Linked DNA regions of Homo sapiens: all the other regions are linked to region 2. The links are chromatin contacts, found by Hi-C or POLR2A ChIA-PET in ENCODE. All regions are on one chromosome and are shown on one strand. Each heading gives the region's core, a stretch centred on a gene start or an enhancer-like site at or near the end of the contact. The rest is flanking DNA. Distances are from core to core; before and after follow the strand shown. Region 1 holds the start of MYEF2 (myelin expression factor 2). Region 2 holds the start of SEMA6D (semaphorin 6D). Region 3 has its middle 330 kb from the start of SEMA6D.

Region 1 (3,297 bases), core at 755-3,254, 460 kb before region 2:
TTTTATAAGGCCCTCACCAATCTCTCAGTAGGAATTAACCTCTGCTCTTTATCAGGACTAGAACCAAGCTACAGCGGGTGAGGCATTTGTCTTGGGTACAAAAGTTAAAACTCAGTAATCAAGATAAATATTTTAATGGAATATTTTAATTGGCAAACTAAGGCATGTGGGCCAGTCTCCTGTTTTTGTAAATAATTTTTTAATTATACTTTGCTTTTATTTGTATTATAGCACTTAAATAGTACTTTTTACATTAGCCCTCTCCCAACAGGGCTGTACTCATTTTTGTATTCCTCATGTACCTACTACTCTGTTTGAAGCATAAAGGCCTCTTAAAAAAATCTTGCATTGAGTTGATTAAAGGATTTTTGCAAGAATATATTGTACTGGTGATGGTGGGGTTCAATTTTCATACTGAATTCAACAATAGCAAAAGAATAACAGAATGATGACTATTTTGAAAGTACTTATAATTTAGTGCTGTGGGAAAAATCACTTGGCTTGTCTTTGACTAAAACCCTGCTGAGCTTAGGGAGATAGAGAATTGTAATATTACATTATGTTCATATAGCACTTTTTCCTACATAAAGTGCTTTCTTTTAATCCTCACCTCAATCCTGTAAGGTCGGTATTGCTATCCCTATTTATTGTAGAGAGATTGAGAAATGAGGTGACTTGCCCAGGGAGTTATGGGCAAAAAGAGGCAGAGCTGGGGTTCTAACCCAGATTTTGTCTGTCACAATTGAATGCCCTTTCTGCGATTATAAATCTTATGTCTCAGAGTTGAATGAGAAACAATTTATACAGCAACTACAATAGCATTCTTATCATTAAAATGTTCTGATTATGTGTGTGTGTGTTTGTGTATGTGTGTGTGTGTATGTGTGTGTGTGATGAAGTAGCTGAACTTGGTATTTTTCGGTAGAGGGTAGGAAACTACACATTGAAAAGCCGAAGATGAAATTATGTTATTTGAGTATTACTTTCTAACTATAACTTTACCACTGATGTGTGTATGATATTCTGCAAAGTGACTAAACTGTACGTGTTTGCTTCTTCATGGAAAAAAAATTTGGGAAGGCATTTAAACTTTTCAGCTGAAAAAGGTTATGTCAATGTGAAAGATTATAGTACTCGAGAATTAGGAGTTGATTAAATTTAACGGTTTCCTTTTCATACTTAGGGGGAAAAATCTACGACTGTATTTTAAAACTCCATATGGCAATTAAATTTGAGAGCGTATAACTAACTACTTCACTAGAATTTCCATCAGTATACAATAAACACACAGTCAAAACCTCAAATGTCCATTATTAGCCCATCTAGTAGACGATATTTTATAATTATGGATTCCCCATATTGATTGATGTCCAGAGAAAAACTGCAGTCTTCTCTTACTAAGCTGATAGTTGAGTTCCTGGGAAATCCTCACCCCCTAAGAACAAATAATTCTCAAAGAAATTCAAAGTCATTCCTTTTGGTGAATTGCAATCAGTCATCAATAACTATTTATGGAATGTCCGAAGGGTGCCTAGGCATTGAAATGGCAAGAGACTTATATTTGCTTAATTCAAAGGATTTCTAAAGGCAGTCTGAGGACTTGCAAGAAGTCTTTAAAGATGCAAAGTGGTGTGTTCTTTAACTGCCCCTACCTGGAATGAATTGAACAGTCTGGGTGTTAGGGCTTTGATGTCTAATCCCGCTTTGCAAGCGAAGACTCCACTGGTGCCAAGCGACAGGCGGGCTGGTGGGCAGACATGGCACCACCACCGGGGGCTTTCAGGACTGGTCCAGCCCTCCCAGGCAGGTGTAGGGCCGACTGCAGCAACAGCGGCCCTGACCCCAGCTCCCATGGCTCCCCTCCCCCCGCACTCCCACCCCCCGCACCCGGCACACACCATCTCCCAGTCACCCAGTCTCGACCGGTTCTCGCGAGATCCGGGTTACTGAGCGCTCGGGGCCTTTTCAAATCGGGATCCGTTACCGCTTCCCCGGCAGCCGCCATTGTCGCGCTCGGAGCCCCTCAGCTCAGGCGGCCGAGGCGGAGGCAGCGGCGGCGGGATGGCGGACGCCAACAAGGCCGAGGTGCCCGGGGCCACTGGTGGCGACAGCCCGCACCTGCAGCCCGCAGAGCCGCCGGGCGAGCCGCGGCGAGAGCCGCACCCCGCGGAGGCGGAGAAGCAGCAGCCGCAGCACAGCAGCAGCTCCAATGGCGTTAAAATGTATTGTCTTTTCCTCCGGGAACCGGGGCGAGGTGGGGGGCGGGGAGTCTACCGGGCGGCTAGAGGCCGGGCTGTGCCCCGATGGGGGACAACCACCCCCAGACCCCGGCCCGCCCCCGGGCCATCGGCTTCCTGAGGAGCAGGTGCAGCTGGGCCGCTCCCAGGCCCTTCCCCGCCCGCCCCAGGCCTGGCCGCCTGTGGTCTGGGAGCCGGGGCTGGGGGCCCGGGGACCAGCGCTCTTCCCTGATTTCTAGCCCGAGACAGCGAACACCCCTCTTCCCTGACTTTGGTTAAAGAATCTTTGAGCAAAGCTCAGCGACCGCCACGGTTTGCAGGAAAATGGTCCCCCTTTAAGGACCAGTAGTTAGTGTTCATCACTAGGGAGTATCTAGGGATGACATCATCGGACATTTCCTCTTAACCACCGAGAACATATTTAAAAGGAATATTCCTGGCTTCTTTCTGAGCTTCACAAGTTTAGTGTTTTGTTGTTTTCTAAAGTGTATGTTCATTTTTAAACTGATTTATACCGAGAGGAAGTTTAATAATGTGCTGTTAGACTCTATGTTTTGTGTTACTCTTGAATTGGCTAGACGTACTTTAAAAAGGGAAATGTGCGATGTGCGTGGCTTCCCTTCCCACTGGGTAATGTGCGTCAGCTGTGGAGAGTATTTTTTTTTTTAACTCAGTGTATGATTATCTTAAGTTTGGTATAATAGATGGTTAAGATTTTTTTTTTCCCAAATGAAGGAAGACTTTTAAGGTCGCAGCTGTCACCAGTGCCTATAAAGAATTTAGTTGACCCCAATCCATAATAATTTCTGGTTCTAGGGAAATGTTATGCTCTCCTTTGTTCCTGTCCTGTGGGAGGATATGAAGTTAAGCGCTTACTTTCATATGCCTACCTCCTTAAACCTGAAGTTGAAAGTATGTTAATAATTAAGTGAAAACATCCTTTTCCTTCTCTGTTATGCCTCAGAGCAGAAAGCAATAGATATATGCTCACAGTAAAATAGACAAGGGAAAGGTCTTTCTGACCTTTGTATAAGCATGTTTGAAATTGTATGGTAAGAAC
Region 2 (3,409 bases), core at 848-3,347:
GACCTTTCCCAGGGACTTCAGCTTTGGAATAAACAAAATAATCCACTTAATGGCCCCAAATATCAAGTAGGGGGAAGGGCAACCTTAAAAAGCACCCATAATTTTTATTACAGACTTAAAATTCTTACCGCCAGAAGTTTTGGGGAAAAATCGTCCTACTCATTGCCCTTTCACCCCAAGTAACAGGAAACACTACAGTTATTTTTAAAGGAAAGCCCCCGCTGTAGTGGCAGACATAAGGTCCAATGACTGTTGACGAAGTCTATATATCTATAGTAACGATGTGCTGCGCCTTCCCTGTGAGATCATCCAGCTGACGGCGCTGAGGGCTCGGGATGCTGGAACATCAGTTACCGAATGGTCACCCCAGAACAGGGAGTACTGCCCTAAGTTCCTCAAACGCTGCGATTCATACCGGGACTTCAATCCCCCTCCACACCCCCACCCCCGCCAGCTCCCTGACATTTCGCCTTTTAACAAGTTCAGGATTTAAACAATCACCTGACAGCAATGGTCCCAAGAGTGGATGGAGCACAAATTTTTCAAACCCAATTCTCGTGCACACTTCCAAGTCCTTTATGACCTTTCATTTCAATCCAAGAATTACACATGACAGAAGAAGCTTCAAGCCCTCCTAAATTACCCAAGGAAGGAGGCTACTGTATCAGTTTCTGCAGACCAGGGACAAACACCGCCGCTGTCAAGACGGGAAATAAAAGTTTCCCTACCTTCCTCCTCACCATGCCCCTGCCAGCGGCTGCCGGCGCGAGCGGCGGCTCCCTCCCGGCTGCAGAACGCCTCTCGTTGCCGGAGAAGGGGCTCAGCAAAATTGACTCTTCCTTATTTGTTTCCATCCATAATTGATGGGGAGATGAGAACGTAACACATCTCAGCACCGAGCTCTTGTCGCCTGGCGGAGACCCTGTCCAAGACGCTTCCGTAAAGCATTTCCAGTCGGGGAACAAAGCACGGAAAGTTGCTGGGTAGAGCGGCCGGGAGGAGACACCGGGAGCCGGGTGGGCGGTGGGGTGGCCGGTGGGCTGCTCCGGGCCCGGGAGTCCGCCCGCAGCGCGCTCTGCCAGTAAGGGGAGAGGGACGGTGGGAAGCGGCCGCCCTCCGGGCCTGGGCCGGGGATGGGGATGGCCAAGTCACCCGAGCTCCCGCCCCTCGCCGGCAGGCACTACCCGGGGGCCGTGCAATCCGGGCGCTCACTGACAGGTATCCTACGCCCGCGAGGGGCTGCTCCGGCCTCAACTGCGGCGCTGCGCCCCTTCTCCAGGACGCAGGCTAATGCTCGCCCGCCCGCTCCTAGCCGGGCGCAGAGCTGCCAGACCCCGGGCGTCCCAGCGTCCGCTCTGGGGCCAACGGGCGGGAGGGGGCGGCTAAGCCCGCAGGCGGCTCCTTCGGCCTTGGCTCAGCTCTCCCCGGCTGGCTCCTGGAGACGCTGTGCCCGGCAGAGAAGCAACCCCTGCTAACCCCAGCTATGTGCGGGGGACGCCGAGCTGGCTCTGCCTGGCAAGAAACTTTTACTTGATGCCCCCTCCGCTTTTTTTCCAAGGGGGTGCACAGTGGAGGAGGGCCTCCAAGTCCACTTGCCCCTCCCCCTAAGCCGCCAGCTTTGCCAGTTTTGACGCGTCCGCCAAACCTCTCTAGCCCTTTGCGCGTCCCTTGCACGGCAGGCAGAGAGAGCAGCTTGGAAAATAAATCAACTGTCCAGTGGCAACACACACACACACACACACACACACACACACACACACACACACACAGCGATTCGGGATCTCAGGTTCCGACCCCCACCGCGCGCACACACACACACACACACACACACACAGCGATTCGGGATCTCAGGTTCCGACCCCCACCGGGCGCCACAAGAGCATTAGCAAATTGTTGAAAACGGTCTTACCTCATTGGGGGGAGGCTGGTAAGAAAAAAGAAAAAGAAAAAAAAAAGCTTGCCACGCGCAAGGAAGAAAGAAAATAAAGAAAAATATTGTAAAAATAGATATCCCTCTGTCTCCTTAGGTCTTGGCTTCCTTGATAGAATCCTGAAACTCGCCACCACCCCTTGCAGCAGCAGCAGCAGCAGCGGGACAGAGCAGGAGCAAAACAAACCGATGCACGGCAAATGGTGTAATTCGATCCATCTCCAAGTCAATCCATCAGGCGAGCCGGAGCCTGGCTCCCTCCACGCACTCGGCAGCTCCCGGCGCGGGTCCCACCCCCGGGCACGGACGGCAGGAGGCGCGGCCGGCCGGGCGCGCTCGCCCTCGCGGGTGAACCGTGGCCAGCGCCGCCTGGAGGCCCCCACCCTGGCGCCGCGGCCCTGCTGACCCCTCGGTGGCCTCCGCGTCCCTCCTCTCCGGCGCTCTGCTGCGCACCCTCCCTCTCCCCACCTCTGAGTAGCTGCTCCTTCTAGCAACTCCCAGTGCCTCAGTCATCCAGCTCGCAGTGGGTGCTGCAGCCTGCGAAGCAACCTTTTCGATTCCCTCCCTCTTTCCCTCTCGCTCACTTCTTTCAGAGCTTTCCTCCAGAACCCAGAGGACAAATCACTGCAGCCCAGGAGAGCTGCGGGCGCAGTTGTTCCGTGAAGTTCTGCCTTAGTTTTCCAGTGTAAGATTTATTTTTTAAGCACATCTTTACAAACCCGCCCCCACATTACCCCCCCGCCCCCCATTTCTCTTTATAACCACTAAGCAAAACAGCTGGGAAGAAAGCAATCAAACATTGCTTTATCTTTATAAAATACAGAAATTGCCTACTAAAAATCCCATTTCTACTTTGAATGAAAGCCATTCTGTACAGTATAATTTTGCAGGCTAATGACCCGGTTTTACAGGCAAGTGTTTCATGTAATATGTTGTGGGAGAAATGAAAATGTCCTTGAAGTGACATCATTTAAAATTGACTGTCACAAATGAAAGGAAAAAAAAAGTCACATATTCCAAAACAAGAGGATTTTAATTCAAACTTCATTTCCAAGAACGGGCTGTGTTTTATTAATTTCCAGTTGAATTATGGATCACTGAGGGCTCTAAATGGCTAGAATGAACCATGATGCCCCTGTTTAAAGAAAAAGAAGAGAGCTTTTTCCGCCAAACTTAATTTTCATTTGAGTATGGTTAATTACCGTGAAAGAGAGAAGAGAGGGGCGCAGAAAGGACTTCCTTTCCTCAATGGTTCCTGCTTTCTCCCAAACACAGTTACATGTTTACATTTAGGAAAAATACCCTGGTCCTCGTTGTTTCTGAAACTTCCAAGGACAGCCTTGAAAAGGAACTCAAAAAAGACACCCCAAGCAACTGCTGCAGGACTCATCCGGAGAACTATTTCCTCCCTAGTTAACACTGTGTAACCCAAGGAAAGAAGGGGAGAGAAGGATGAGGAGTCTTTTAAAATATAGACTC
Region 3 (3,300 bases), core at 711-3,210, 330 kb after region 2:
CAGGCATTCCACTAACTGAATGCTCATACATTTAATGTCATATTGGTGTCTGCTTCGTGAAGACCCTGGGCAAATGTAGCTTATGATGTCTCCTTCTGCTTAGCTTTCTTTTAATTCCACCCTTCAGACCTTCCCCATGGTGCAATAATTGATTCCCCCAAGTCCCTACCCCCAGTTGGAAGCTTTTCCTGTTACCTCTTATCTTCACCACTTTGAGGATATATAAGTCATTTTACCTTAAATTATGGTTATCTGTGTAGATATTTTATCTCTTCTACCAGATGTTGAGCCCCTTGAACCTAATGGCATCAAAACTTATTGATATATTATATCACACTATCCCAGGCATTGTCCTATGGTTTTACATATGTTACACATATATTTAATTCTTGTAAACACTCTGTGAGGTATGCATTATCAAATCTATTTTACAGAGAAGAAAATTAAAGCCCAGAGAAATTAAATGACTTGCCCAATGCTGCACAACTAGTTAGTGTTAAAACTTATTTTGAATTTAGGCTTTTAGACTAAATCCTGTGCTCAAATTATTATTCAACCCCTGTCAAAATTCCTTGCTAACATAATAAGTGCTAGGTAGCTCATCCTATTTCTTATCTTAACTCCTTGGAAGCAGAAGGCTAAATTTTATGCCTGGTTGGAGCAGATGTCCTTGACTTGGGATTCAGTTACAGTTATCATTTCCCAGTTCCAAATTTATTATATAATTCTTGATAATTCTTGTTTTTTTTAAAAAAAATTCTTTATTGCTGTAGTTCTAATGTACATGAGTCTTTTTCTTGGGGGAGTAAGCAGATATAAAAAGCAAGGAAGAACCTCTGGACCTGTACGCTTTGAGTTCAGATGCGTATGAACACACAGATACATTTCTCTGTCAAAGTCAAAGCAGGCTATGAAAAATAATCTCAGGGAAAGCAGAGGCCAGGTGGTGCTTTTCTCTGTTAAAACAAAAAGAAATGAATTTTTACAAATTCACATAGCAATTTGGTTATGGAAATTAAAATGGAATTCGGTACTCTCAGTTCCCAGAGCAAAGACCATGTTGCCTTCACAGTACAATGAAAGAGCATAATGTCTACTATGACTATACCAACATGTATATTCATGTGTCTTGAGACAAGGTATTGTAAATGGAAACCAGGTCTATGAAGCCCCTTACTTGACTTAATGGCACTTATCTGCTCTTGAATTCTTTATTACAATGTTCTGTTTGTAGTGTAAATTGTGTTATTAAGTATTGATGAAAATTCCTAAAACTACCCCTCTATCCAAAAGTTGGATGCAATATTTGCATGAGTTATGAAAACTGTTGTATATAATGAGTCAGAACGCTGCCTTATGAGTTCTATGGTAAAAAAAAAAAAAAAAAAAATTACAGTCCAGCTCCATGAATGTAATTATTCAGTCACCTAGTCTGATTTATCATCTTCATGAGAAACTAAGCCATGAAATATCCTCTGCTAGAAATCAGCCTTCGTTCATTTTGCAAATACACTTGAGAGAAGCAGGAGGAGTGAGAAAAAACAACAAATGATCTGCCAGGACTAGAGGAAACATATTTCTTTTTCTTACAAAAAAAAAAAAAAAAAAAAAAAAAAAAAAACTTTAGTAATCAAATGTTAATTCTGAAATAGATAAATGGGAAAATAACTACACACTCCTCTATATGGTTTTGGCAGTGTGAGCCTTACTCCGGGCTAGAGATGTTTGCTTTCATGCCTCTTATTCAAGAGCAAAAAATAAGGGTGGGGGACACAGAAGGAGGAGCTTCTGGGCATGAGGCGTGTAGGCGTTTGGAGCTCTCCACTCAGACATCCTCATATGCCACAGTTGGTAGCTGATTAGTCCTTTGCAGGCTGCAGGGCCTCTGCTGGCCCCTGCTCACTGCTCATTGCACAGATTAGTGAAAATGAGTCACAGCATGTGCAAGCATGCAGGGCTGATGAAATCCACAGAGGTCAGCTTGCCGAGAAATCCTTTCAAAGGCAAACAGGAACTTCTGACAGATGGAAGAGTGGGAAGCAGATAAAGATGTTTCAGGGAAAAGAGAAAGGTGAAGTGGGGAAAGAACCAAGCTTCTGAGCTCAAAACAACATGAGACTGCCTAGTGAATAGGCGCTAGAAATGCAGCAAATATTTTGAATTTGCCCTTTTTTTCCAAATCTGTTTTAAAGTAGCTCTTATGCACTACTAAACATGCATACAATGTTTGGGCTTTTCTATTCCTTTAATACAACTGTTGTCACTGGGTTGGGAGGACCTCGTGTGAAAGCTGGCAGTTGCCTATTCTGATTTGTGGGAAAACTTAAACCCTGCTACTTTGGTCTTTGTGAAGGTCCCTGGAATTCTTAACATTTAAAAAGTATTTAAAGGCCCAGCCAAAAATTAAACTGGGTATAAGCAATAACGGAGCCCATTGTAAATGAGATCGTGGAAAAACACTCTATGTGTGTGAATCTGTATATATGTGCATGTGCTTTGTGGAAGCAGGAGCTTGAATTTGGGTCATGAGATATACAGAGATGCTTTTGAGAACAATGAACAATTGTTATGAGAAATTGAATGTGTGCTAAAATTTCTCAGCATGCTAGAGACCTGCATCTGGAATCAGACATAGCAGAGTCTGAGTGCCAGTCTTATTCCTTGATATGTCAATCTGGGCCACTAGCTGACCTCTCTAGCTTCAATCTGGGCATTAGCTAACCTCAAAGCTTCAATTTTTATTATCTTACAAAATGGGGTGATTTTAATATTTAACTCAGGGTCCTTATGCCTTATGAGTTAAAACTGGTAAAGCATATAGCTCATTGCCTGACCCATAGAAAACAATCAATAAATTATTATTACTACTACTACTACTGTGTTGTACCAGGCCCCTGGCAGTGCCACATGTGGAAATACCAGAAGCCTGATCTCAAAGTGAAAGAGTATGACCCCTTGAGGAAGGCCAGCACTGGCCGGTTTCAAAATCAACTATGAGCCAGGGCATAGGAGTTAGAGACCAATCATAGTGCTTGTGCCCATCTTCCCTCGTCATGGGAGGCACTATCGTCTCACATCCTCCTGTACTTTCCATATGTGCCATCTGAGTTAATGAATTATCAAGATGAATCAGAAGCTCTGCTAGAAACCTTTGCCCACAACTCTTCCCAGACGAGCTGAGGCATGAAGAAACCAGGATCATACCTCCTCGACCATAGGGAATCACAATCTACTATGTCCTTGGAAATAGAGGATCAGCTTAGAACCACTTAGTTGCATCAAAGCTGTAAGTGCCAGATG

The links. A loop is a pair of places that touch in the nucleus more often than their neighbours do. ChIA-PET counts read pairs that join two places held with the same protein, here RNA polymerase II (POLR2A). Pooled maps may share reads with other maps.
Region 1: a loop to region 2 is called in a map of ascending aorta, with 5 times the contacts of the local background. The contact joins the promoter of MYEF2 here to the promoter of SEMA6D in region 2. A Hi-C loop is called at or near these places in 3 of 168 maps with a recorded cell type or tissue (ascending aorta, endothelial cell of umbilical vein and posterior cingulate gyrus) and 9 of 50 pooled maps. POLR2A ChIA-PET finds 5 or more read pairs at or near these places in 3 of 52 experiments (A673 and WTC11).
Region 3: a loop to region 2 is called in a map of IMR-90, with 3 times the contacts of the local background. The contact joins the enhancer-like site here to the promoter of SEMA6D in region 2. A Hi-C loop is called at or near these places in 4 of 168 maps with a recorded cell type or tissue (IMR-90, MCF 10A, endothelial cell of umbilical vein and 1 more) and 3 of 50 pooled maps. POLR2A ChIA-PET finds 5 or more read pairs at or near these places in 1 of 52 experiments (Panc1).

Annotation. Positions count from the first base shown.
Region 1 is chr15:48,177,002-48,180,298 of GRCh38, reverse strand. MYEF2 (myelin expression factor 2) reads left to right here and starts at 2,004. Exons shown (of 17, transcript NM_016132.5): 1 at 2,004-2,222. The coding sequence starts at 2,062. It also overlaps a transcript of CTXN2 not described here. RefSeq lists silencers at 1,763-1,862, 2,033-2,462, 2,493-2,662 and an enhancer at 1,409-2,060.
Region 2 is chr15:47,716,193-47,719,601 of GRCh38, reverse strand. SEMA6D (semaphorin 6D) reads right to left here and starts at 2,097. Exons shown (of 19, transcript NM_001358351.3): 1 at 1,910-2,097. RefSeq lists a silencer at 1,976-2,270.
Region 3 is chr15:47,383,136-47,386,435 of GRCh38, reverse strand. It overlaps a transcript of SEMA6D not described here. Among named protein-coding and RNA genes, the nearest start is that of SEMA6D, 330 kb to the left of the region's middle. Within about 2 kb of position 1,960, at least 5 of the 41 ENCODE cell types and tissues checked have a DNase peak (open chromatin) inside an H3K27ac peak, as active enhancers do; they include endothelial cell of umbilical vein and mammary epithelial cell, where a contact is called at or near this core.